Regions from separate parts of the Homo sapiens genome. Here region 1 is linked to region 2. The links are chromatin contacts, found by Hi-C or POLR2A ChIA-PET in ENCODE. All regions are on one chromosome and are shown on one strand. The core of a region is the stretch at or near the end of the contact, and the rest is flanking DNA. Distances in the headings are between cores, read along the strand shown.

Evidence for each region. Hi-C counts contacts between places; a loop is a spot of excess contacts on that map. ChIA-PET counts read pairs that join two places held with the same protein, here RNA polymerase II (POLR2A). Pooled maps may share reads with other maps.
Region 1: a loop to region 2 is called in a pooled map, with 2.7 times the contacts of the local background. The contact joins the promoter of COL4A2-AS1 here to the enhancer-like site in region 2. A Hi-C loop is called at or near these places in 1 of 168 maps with a recorded cell type or tissue (Caco-2) and 5 of 50 pooled maps. POLR2A ChIA-PET finds 5 or more read pairs at or near these places in 1 of 52 experiments (H1).

What each region holds. Positions count from the first base shown.
Region 1 is chr13:110,505,530-110,511,347 of GRCh38, reverse strand. It overlaps COL4A2-AS1 (COL4A2 antisense RNA 1), which reads left to right and starts at 3,169. Exons shown (of 3, transcript NR_046583.1): 1 at 3,169-3,249; 2 at 3,597-3,701. COL4A2 (collagen type IV alpha 2 chain) reads right to left here. Exons shown (of 48, transcript NM_001846.4): 46 at 4,742-4,933; 47 at 3,127-3,413. RefSeq lists enhancers at 2,747-3,246, 3,247-3,748.
Region 2 is chr13:110,213,639-110,219,211 of GRCh38, reverse strand. COL4A1 (collagen type IV alpha 1 chain) reads left to right here. Exons shown (of 52, transcript NM_001845.6): 3 at 5,197-5,286; 4 at 5,386-5,430. Among named protein-coding and RNA genes, the nearest start is that of LINC03082, 87 kb to the right of the region's middle. Within about 2 kb of position 2,496, at least 8 of the 41 ENCODE cell types and tissues checked have a DNase peak (open chromatin) inside an H3K27ac peak, as active enhancers do.

The sequences.
Region 1 (5,818 bases), core at 1,920-4,419, 290 kb before region 2:
TATTACTTGTGTAATTAAATATATATTTTTTCAATCAGAGGTTGTTAAATAGTTGATTCTGAGGCTGGCTGGGAGATGGCTGAGGTCTTCAAGGAAGCCTTTTTTTTTTTTTCATTTTAAAGTTCTACTTTCTGTTGCATCAACATGTTTAGCCTTTATGGAAGCGCACGGCAGGCCTCCTGGATCCCAGAGTTGGTGTATAAGGGCCATTTGGCTTGGCTGAGCAGGCTTTGAGTGGTAAGTGGGCTTTGGAATCTGTTTACTTAGAATAGAAATATCTCAGTTCAGTTTGCAGGGAAAAAAGGGGCTGTTCTATGATATATTTGGGCAGGGGCCCCAGTTTAAGCTTTCCTTTAAATACAAAAAAAAACCCAAAAACCTTTAAAAAGTGTTCTGCTCACATAAGGCAGAAGCCTGTCCAGCCCTGAGCTGCCTGCTCTTGTCTGCTAATGAGCAGGTAATAAGAAGTGGAGACGTCCTCCAGGGCACCTCCGGCTTCACTTTGGTCTGAAGGAGCTGAGGCCATGCTGGGAGCTGCCCAAAGGAGACACCTGGGACTCCCAGAACGAGGTCAGAAGGGAGCACAATGTGAGAAGTCTTAGAGGCTGGCACCAGCCAGGTAAGAGCTGAGTTTGCTGCGCACACACACATGCATACATGCACACATGCACACACATGGTGTACACTCATGCACACACACAAATGCACGCATGTACACACACACACACACAGTGCATGCTTGTGTACACACCCCTATGCACACACGTGCATAAGTGCACACAGTCCAGGCACACGCACCCTTTCCAATGTGCTTCTCTCAGTGGACAAACCTCTGGCTTGGTACTCATAGCAGCTCATGTATCTTAAGAGAATTGCCTGGACGAGAGGCTGACCTGGAGAAGGGGCTGTGAGGGCTCCAGATAGTAGCCAGAATTGAAAAAAGAGGAACTAAAATAACGGCTGGCTAGATACTTGTAGCCTCTGCCAGAGCAGCTTTGAGAGAGGCCACCGAGGGGAGGGGAGGAAAATGACTTTTGCTGCTGCAGTCTGCATCCGGGGCTCTGCCCTTGTCCTCCCTCCCACGTGGCGCTCGCTTGTAGGGAATGCAGAAAATGCATCCTCTGGGGCCACCCATCCTCACGGACAAAAGAAGGGTGAGCCAGGCGCTAGCCTCAGCACTGCTCTCGCCTTCTGCGTACCCACTGGGGACGGTGGGGCAGTTGCTCTCAGCCAAGCTGTCCTCTCCTCTCCAAAGTCAGCTCTTATTATGCTGAGATGCCAGCAGCCCTAGTGGTACCATATGCTTGTCACCACACAGAAGGGATCAAAGAGTATTTAAAGTGCAGACGAGGCACACAGCTGTCTTGGTTTAGGTCCTGCCTCCTAGACGGCAGTCAGGGCACATCTGGAGGGGGCACATCTCCAGTACACAGATGTGTCTGCTCACTTATCCATTGTCAGGGACAATGGGGACTTTCTGTTCTCAGAAGTCAAGGTACTTCTGGCCCATCTGTCCTGACCCAGGAGCCGTCTCAACCCATGCCTTTTGGGGATGTCAAGTTCCAGGCTTGCTGGGGCTGTCAGCCATTTATGTAAGCAGAGAGTTACGTGTGCAGAGGATAATGTCTGCTTATCTCGTGACAGTCATTTGAAACCTGATGCTAATGGAACAGGGGATGCCTGACCTTTCTGGATACTGTGTAATCATGCCCTTCACAAGGGAGAGGCTCATTTATTTTGAATTTAACAACGGGAGTGAAAAAAACAGGAGCAACCAAAGCTTACTTCCTGACACAGGGGCACCCTGAAGGTCACTGTGAAACAAAAGAAGGTTGCTCCAAAGTCACCTTCCATGATAAGCTTCTGGAAAGGTAGAAATTGTGCCTGTCCCTGCCCAGGATTTAGCATCCTGTTGCTCCAACTTATCATAGCAACGATACCTATTAAAATGCCAATACTTGTTTATCTTTTCCTTCCTTTCCTAGAATCCGGATTTTTTTTCCTGTTGTTTTGAAAGATTAGCAATCACTATGTAATTTATATTTTATGTTGTGTGTGTGTGTGTGTGTGTGTGTGTATATATATATATATATATATATATAATTTATGAAATATTTAACATGCTGGGCATCCAATCCATATAGCTGGAGTTATGACAGTTATAATGCATATAAATAAACTCACTGGAAGACCCACTGTCCTCAGTGAGACTTTCTTTTCTCCCTACAATAGTATACAGATGGTCCCTGATTTACCATGGTTAGACTTAGGATTTTTGAGTTTTCGATGGTGCAAAAGCAATATGTATTCAATTCACTATTTGATTTTTGGTGGGGTTACATCCAGATAAACCCATCATAAATTGAAAACGCACTTTCAACTTATAGTATCTTCATCTTACAATGAATTTATCGGGACGGGACCCTATTCCAAGTTGAGGAGCCTCTGCTTTAATAGGCAATATTGCAAGAGACACTATGGTGCTGTGGTCTCTCCCCTGGAGGTTAAGCTAAACCTAATCTGGCCAAAGCTGAGGGTTCTCTATTTTATACCCAAAGGCGATCCGGAAGGGTGGGCGGTGCCTTCCCAGGTCCTGGTTGTGCACCTTCTCCTGGCTTTCAAAGTATCCACAGGCTCTCTATTTTATACCCAAAGGTATTCCAGAATTTTCCTCACGAATATATATCCATTTTAAGCCAGCCAGTTAATAGGTATTTCTTCAGGGTATTCTAGGTTCCAGATAGATTCTAAATAAGATCAGGATTCTAGAGAAAAGTCTCCCATATATTTAGACTTCTGGTAAACCCAAAGCAGCTGCACCTTTGGTGTTGGTGTTGTACCTAGTAAGACGGATAACAGGCAAGTTCGTCCTGGTTACACTCCTTACAAAGGCCTGGTGGCAAATTAATGAGCCCTTTCTGGGTGGAGGAAGCCCTGTGCCCAGCATGTGGCTCAGTTAGCCAAGTGTAAGCTGTGTTCCAGCTCTCGCTCGCTTCCTGGGCCAACTACCCTTGTGCAGTGCACACCCTGGACTGCCGTGTCTGATTCTTCTCACAAAGGCAGCTGTTCTTGCTGTGTCCCCAGCAGGGTGTGGTTGGGGAGGGGAACTGGGCAAATACCACATACCATGAGGAAGGAATATCCGATCCACAAACTCCGCCACCCAGCTGGGCAGTGTGGGATGGAGACATCCTGACTGTGGACCGCGATGGCGATGGCCGGGGCCTCACACACAGAACAGCGGCTGATGTAGGGCTTGATCTCGTCCTCGGCCACGGGCATCATGGGCAGCGGCGCAGTGGTAGAGAGCCAGTAGGACTTGTCGTTCCGGCTGGCATAGTAGCAGACATCACCAGGGTTGCAGTACAGGAAGGGCATGGTGCTGAACCGCGCCAGGCAGGAGCCCGCCAGCCCTGTGGAAGGAGGGGTCATGAGATCACAGTGCAGTGTGGCTAGAAGACGCACCTGCCAGCCCCAGCCAGGCCCAGGAGGCTGTGTGTCACGGACTCGCCCCAGGGCACCTGGTGGAGTTTAGCCACCTACTGGAGGGCCAGGCTAAGGCTTCCCAATTTCTTTCTTTTTCTCTTTTTGATCAGACTCCACTGGCATTTTGGAACAGCTCTGTTCTTCTACAAGTTCTCACACATACTGGGCCAAGTTGGATCACCAGGGAGTGGCGTCTTCATGGAATAGCATTTTGGGTGAGCCTTACCTTAGTGGGGTCTTAACAGCACTGGCCCCAAGAAAACTCTGATGGCCTCCAAGGGGTCGCTCTTTGACCCCAAGGAGCCACCCCAGAAGGAGTCCTGGCCCTTCTCCCTTCCATGTAGCTTTATTGCTTCTGGAGACTAAGATAGCCTTTATCTCCTGGCCACAACGAATGCTGCAGCTAAGCAGGTTTCCCTCTTCACATGGATTGCTGAAAAGCTCAGACCCAGAAGTGCAGCCACCTTTAGCAAACATGCCCGGTGCTAGGCTGCCTCCTTGGCCCTGTTCCTAGATCTATTTTTGGCCCTTATCCTTGGCGGCCTTTGCCCCGTTGTTCTTTAGAAACTCATTGTGGAGGCGGGGCGCACAGGCAGGAATGTGAAGGCACCATGAGCCAGCAACATGCTTCCCGGGGGCAGAACGCCTGATGTAACCTGCACCGAGGAGGCAGAACACAGCCAGTATCCCAGAGACCCTTCCCGTCACCCCCTCAAAGAGGACCTCAGACTAAGCTACCTCCACTTGTAATTTGTGTGTATTGCATTTTCTGTATTCGAAGTCGCGTTAATGCCTTTCAAAGGCTTCCTTAAATAAGAGCATGCACACGTGTCCATGGGTCCATTTTCCTCGGGGGGCTGTATGGGAGAGTCTTACATGAACCCCAGCCCCTCATGGCCCCTGCCTGACTCCAAGTCTACAGAACTTGGGTCAAAAACAAGAAGGAGGTGAAGTAATTGGTGGTCTCCACTGGAGAGGGGTCGGGGGTCAGACGGGTCACATGGGAGCCTGCGGAAGTCAATACCAGGTTAAAAGGCAGGTCCCTGTGTTAAGGTCCTGAGGTTTAAGGGCTTTGTAAGGCTTCTGCTTCAAAGGCCGTTTTAATCTTTCTGCACTCGAGGAATGTAGATGGACCCTTCCGTCAGGGGAACTTACCAGCCGTGGAGGGTTTGGGAGTCTCGCTGTGGCCCTTTGATCTTGGCCACTTCCGGGCCAGCCCTGAGCAGGCAACGGGGGCCGGGTGGGAGGTACCTACCCAGGTCCTGGTTGTGCGCCTTCTCCTGGCCCTCGAAGTACAGCAGGCTGTATCCACTCCAGAGTTTGTTCATGCCCACTGGGCACATGGGCTCCTGGTCCGTCTGGCTGTGCTTCACCAGGAGGTAGCCGATGCTGACGCTGCGGCCTGGCATACCCGGCAGGCCCGGGCTCCCTGGACGGCCTGGTGCACCTGCAGCCCGAGAAAGAGAGAGAGTGGACGGCCTGGTGCACCTGCAGCCCGAGAAAGAGAGAGAGTGGACGGCCTGGTGCACCTACAGCCTGAGAGAGAGAGAGAGAGTGGACGGCCTGGTGCACCTGCAGCCCGAGAGAGAGAGAGAGAGAGAGAGTGGACGGCCTGGTGTACCTGCAGCCCGAGAGAGAGAGTGAGTGGACGGCCTGGTGCACCTGCAGCCTGAGAGAGAGAGAGAGTGGACGGCCTAGTGCACCTGCAGCCTGAGAAAGAGAGAGAGAGCAGCCCCCTTGACAGCCGCCCCACAGAAACCTCGGGACCCAGGAGTGCAGGGCAGTTTCCAGGTGCGCCTAGAACCATCGCTCTCCTTCCCCAGATCTTGGGGCTCAGTCTGTTGAGATCAGGAGACTCTTGGGAAGGATTTGATCCACACTTTGTTCTCAGTAGCATGAAATGATGGCAGTGAGGGCACTGGGCACAGAGGAGGGGTCCTTTCCATAAAAGACTCAGTCAGCCATAGGTAGGCATGTGCCCCTCAGGATGTGCCCAACGTGCCTGGCGTTGGAAGTGTCCGGAGGAGTATCGCAGGCCAGCCCCCACCCCCAGCAGTGGCCTCCCTCCGCTGGACACTTCCAGGAGACATGGCTCATCGCAGGCCATGCTGACTGCGCACTTGACCACAGCCTGGGTTAGAATGTTCTTTCTGCGTGCAGCCTCCTGTAACTCCTACCCGAGGAGCACACGGGGGTGGCTCATCTGCCTCCAGCACAGCAGCTCTGTGAATATTTCTCAGCTATCCCCAGTGACCCTTTCTCCCATTGTCCCCTCCCCTTCCAAGGGACACCCATGGTCATGGCCCTTTCTCCCAGGACACTTCCCCTCCAC
Region 2 (5,573 bases), core at 1,247-3,746:
AGGGGATCTCCTTGCATCTGTCCCCCCTCAAACTGTGGTGGCAGTATTCCTGCCCTGACGTCAAGCCTCATGGTGTGGAGGGAGCTCCCGGCGGGGCCTCGCCACAGAGTTTTCCATGACCCCGCGGCACCCACCGCAGCTTTCCCACCCCTTTCCCAGCGGCGGCATTCAGGAAATGGTCCTGCAGATGTCTCTTCTGATGTCTCTTCTGATGGTGGTTGGGCTCAAGGAGTTGGCCTTGTGGAATTTCGGAAAGAGTTCTGCAGTCACCCACTGACTGTGACCCATCCTTGACATCATTTCCCTTTCACTGGATACTTGGTGAGCTCTGGCTTCAAATGTGAGGGCTTTCATTCCCTGAATGATTTGCAGTCTGCTCGTAAATGGAAATCTCGAGGCGCTAGATGACAGAAAGCAGCAGCAGGGCCATCGTGGTCCCGAACGCAGCTTGCCCTGCACCTCTCAGCCACTGCTGCGGACTCCAGCCAGTCTGGAATGGTGCCTAGAATGCTTGGACTGCAAAGGCGACGGGGGTCCTGTCCTGCCCAGTAACCTTTCACTACCTCTTAAAGTTTTTAGGATTCGTATGTGGAATCCTACCTCATGCTGAGCGTCATGTTATGCAATTGGCTAGTTCAGCATCCCATGACATTTTATTGAATTCAAACACCATGAATGAATAAAACAATTTCATTGCCTGTGAAGAAGTTACAGGGTTGAGGTGGAGAAGGAATTGCAGTTTCCCTGATAAGCATTGCTTGTTTCCCTTGGATGCACCCAGCACATGGAGGCTGCCATACCCAGTACACTCAGTGCTCAGTACCAAACCCGGTACCCGTACTCATTCCGTGCGTAGAGGAAGCCCCCGAGAGCTGGCAGCATCTCTGTGTGTGCTTCAGTCCATTGTGAAGATCCGTGATCCTAATATTTCAGATTGGAAAAATCCATTAAAATTTTGATTTAAAGATATGGATTCCATGTCAGCCACTGAAACAGGCCTTTGACAGTAAGAATTTTGATGACTGCTTATTCTAGGTATATTTTGTGTTAACATCAGTTTTTGTTGTTGGTAATTATATTTTCCCCCCACATTTAGAAGCTTCATGCTATTTTAACTTCAGCTGTCCTGGGTATTTGATTTGTATTTGAATTTCTGACTTAGCTATGACGGAAGCTTATTAGAGTATTTGCTTTCCTGAATCATGAACTTGTTTCTACAAGCATTGGAAGAGGAAGGGAAATAATTGGGTATTATAAAATGACTTTCTATCCACGCATTTTAAGGATTTTTTAAAAAGTATATGCTTGCTTTAGATAATGCATTAAGCAAGAATTTTAAGTTGCTCCATGCATGAAACCCTATTTCATGCCTAATTTACAATGCCTAATTTTGGTGCTAAGATTATTCTCCATGTTGTATTCTTTCATCTTTATAGACAATGGCACTTTGTTCTCCCTCCACAAATTCTGAATTTCATCATTTGGGGACACAGCAGTAGTCATCTCCGGCTTTGGCGTATGATTTTCCTTTTTTGATCAGTGCTCTGCATTGCACTGATGTTCAGGAATGAGAGCACAAGGTTCAGCTGCACGAAAACTTTCTGTGTAGTATTTTTCAAGTTTCTCGTTTCTTTCTTCCATTTTAAATAGTCTTTGCTGTGACAGACAATGGTTGTGGTTTTCATTTTTGCCTGACATGAAGTCTGTGGCCGCCATGGATTTTTGGACCTTGCCTTGAGCACACCATGGGAAACAGATGATCGAGGGTCCTGTTGCTCCCTGACTCTAACTGTGCACATTCTGCCTTGAGCTCCAGTGGAAGTGGGGGGTCACTGTGGTCACGTTAGTAGCATTGCCAGTTGCAGCTGCAAAGTCTGGCTTGGACCCTGCTAGCTCCAATAACCTTTGCACAACATGTCCAGCTCTTTGCTCTTCTTACAATCCTGGTGGAAATGTGCTAAAATCTTGGAGGAATAATTTGGCCCCATACTGCATGCTGGTCGCCAGCTAACTGTATAGCTGTTTAAGTGCTTATTCTGTCCGTTTGCTCTGCTCTGGTTCCCATAATAACCTTGGACAGGGTACAGAGTATTAGATTATTCGTGTGCACTTTTATCTGGACAAAAGATTAAGAACGTTAAAAAAATATGTGGGGAATGGCAAGAACCATGTCCATGGAGGAGTCACTTCCTTCTTAGCTCCTTCATTTCAAAGCTCTGGGGATACACAGATTGCTTAAACTTTCTGGTGACATTTGGGAAAGAATGTGTTCTTGCGGTAAAAGCAAGGTCTGGGAATTTGGATTTCTGTGTTCTGTTCCCAGCAGCACGAGGGGTCACCCAGTGACGTACGACAAGTCAGTTAAGCATCGGAATCTTAATTTCCCTATCTGTGAAATGGACATAGAAGGGTCGGTACCTTGGGCTGACATGAAGTTGGTGAATTGTTTGATGTTCTGCTGGGAACCGGCTTGCTCTAGTGACCCAGAAAAAACAGGGACTATGGTGGAGGCTGACCTCATTTCTATTTCTGGCTGTAGTGCTGACTCAGTGAGAAACTTGTAGAAATCAGTTAATCTGGCTCTGGTCCTCAGTGCATTCCATGGTTAAATTGAGAATTATAAAATCTTATCATCGCTGGTCTCATGGCGATACTGCCCATATTAATTAAGTACTAAAAATACTCCACCAAATGTATTAGAAAGCTTCTACATGGACCTGCCTTTCTCATTTCCTTCCTGTCTGATGTTGGGTTACTTGGGGCTACACAAGTCCATATTTATTTATTTATTTTAGCCGCTGTTTGGAGTTCAGTCCTATTCTGGTTTGAGCAGACTTTTCCTATATCCGAAAACTGGGTGCCCCAGATTGGTGACCTTGTGCACTGTAACTCCTTACAGCAGGATTTTCTGCCATTGTGTCCTGGGGCCATCACTGCAGGGTGTATTTAAGGAGCTCTTCATTTGAACAAGTCCTGGTCTGGGAATGTTTTTCCTTCCTCACTGTCACAGGCCTCAGGGAGAAGGAGCCAGCCTTCCCTGTCAAACCTTGGGATCAGGGCCCTCGTGGAGTCACGTCTGTGCTTCTGGCCGACTCCCTGGATGCTGCTGGCCTGAAGGGGCAGTGCCACAGTATGGGGCTTGAGGTTCTTTAATCCATTTACTGTTTGATTCAATTCTTTAGGGTTTGAAACAATCTCTCCCATATTTATCCACATACTGTGTCTAGACTCCTGACATATCCTTTCAACGAAACACAGCTCTATGGAGGTGTGGCGGCTGAGTCCCAGGTTCATAACGTCCTTCCTGCGTTTGTAAAAATGGAGCAGGCAGTTAATTCACCAGTTAAGTGCCAGGACTGGCTGAGTGGTTTGGAAAGAAGGACGACTTTGGATGTTTATGTTATGTGGTGTGTAGCTTGTCGGTTGATTTTTACTTTCAACTAATGCAACTTTGAGAAAGGCACTGAACACTAAGTAATCCTGCCTGTGATCTCCAAACTGTCTGCCTTATGTTTTTAAATCAGCTAACAATGGTTACTGAATCTACCCAATTCGTATGGTAAGGCTGCACTGAAGTCCACATGCTGTAAAGTAAATAGGTTTTCTTGATTTCTTACAATGGTTATGGGTTGTTGTTTTTTTTTTTTTTTTGAGACAGAGTCTCACTCTGTCTCCCAGGCTAGAGTGCAGTGGCATGATCTTGGCTCTCTGCAACCTCTGCCTCCCAGGTTCAAGTGACTCTCCAGCCTCAGCCTCCTGAGTAACTGAGATTACAGGCGTGCACCACTACACCCAACTAATTTTTGCATTTTTTAGTAGAGAAAGAGTTTTGCCATGTTGGCCAGGCTGGTCTCGAACTCCTGACCTCTGGTGATCTGCCCGCCTCTATCTCCCAAAGTGCTGGGATTACAGGCATGAGCGAGCCACCGCACCCAGCCCAAAAAATACTCTTGAAAGACATTTCTCATTAAAGCCCACCATCACCCCATGATGGCCCAAGGGAGGCTAAGCATCTTGCATGAGGTGCACACTGTGGACTCTGCCCACCCACATCTCCTAATGGTCTCTAAAGAGGAAGACGTCTTGGAGGCTCCATCACAGAATCTCAGCACTGAGGCTGTTGCTAACAAGAGAGTTCCATTGATTGAGCGAAATTATAACCAGTTCAGTGAAAAACACCTCGCTATTTGTTACTCTATTTACCCAAGAAATTATTTGGCATTAAGTACATATAAAGGATTGTGCTAGGAATGAGATATAAATATTTCCTGCCCTCAAGAGTTTAAAACACAGTAGAGCAAAACCACCTGAAGTAGTCGTTGCTATCTGTTTCCAGACACTCACTGTGGACTTGCGCAAGGCTGGATGCTGCTTAGATTTATTATGGGAAGTGGCTCATAGGATTATAGAGGCTGAGGAGTTCCATGATCTGCCGCCTGCAAGCCTGGGAACTCAGGACTCCTGAAGTGTAACTGGGTCCAAGGCCAGCGGCTGGAGAGCCCAAGGGGCTAGTGGTACAAGTCCCTGAATCTGAAGGCCAGAGAACCCAGAGTTCTGATGTCCAAGGGCAGGAGAAGATGGGTGCCCAGCTCCAGAAGAGAGAGAATTGGCCTCTCTTCTGCCTTTTTGTTCTATCCGGGCCTCAACTAACAATGACACCTGCTCACCCTGGGTGAGGGCAGATCTTCCTTACTGTCCATGTATTCAAATGCCCATCTCTTCCAGAAACACACCCTCAAAAACACATCCAGAAGTCATGCTTTACCAGCTCTCTGATTATCCTGTGACCCAGTCAACTTGGCACCTAAAATTAGGCATCACGGGCCAGGCGTGGTAGCCCATGCCTGTAATCCCAGCACTTTTGGTGGCCGAGGTGGGTGGATCACCTGAGATCAGAAGTTCGAGACCAGCCTGGCCAACATGGTGAAACCCTGCCTCTACTAAAAATACAAAAATTAGCCAGCGTGGTGGCGCACGCCTGTAATCCCAGCTACCCGGGAGGCTGAGGCAGGAGAATCCCTTGACTCAGGCAGTGGACTTTGCAGTGAGCCGAGATCGTGCATGCACTCCAGCCTGGGCAACAGAATGAGACTCCATCTCAAAAAAAATATATATATAGCCATCACAGTTGGTCACCAATTCCTTCCTCTGTTCTTTACTGCTGCCTTTTGCCTGACTGATGTTCCTCTTCTGTAGGGTGAAAGAGGCCTCCCGGGGTTACAAGGTGTCATTGGGTTTCCTGGAATGCAAGGACCTGAGGGGCCACAGGGACCACCAGGACAAAAGGTAAGCACGGCTGTGGGATTGGGGGTGGGTGGATGTAAGATTGCCCGCATTCTTGAGATAGCGGTGATCAATGACAATGGCATTTCTATTCTGTTCCAGGGTGATACTGGAGAACCAGGACTACCTGGAACAAAAGGGACAAGAGTGAGTACAGTTGCTACTCACAATCGATGATTCCATGCGTGGGACAGGCCCGCTTCCAGAGCCGGGCACCTTTTCCCTCCTTTCTCCTTGCCCTCGTCCTCCATCTCCTCTCCCAGCTCACACAGCACGGGCAGGCAGGCGCG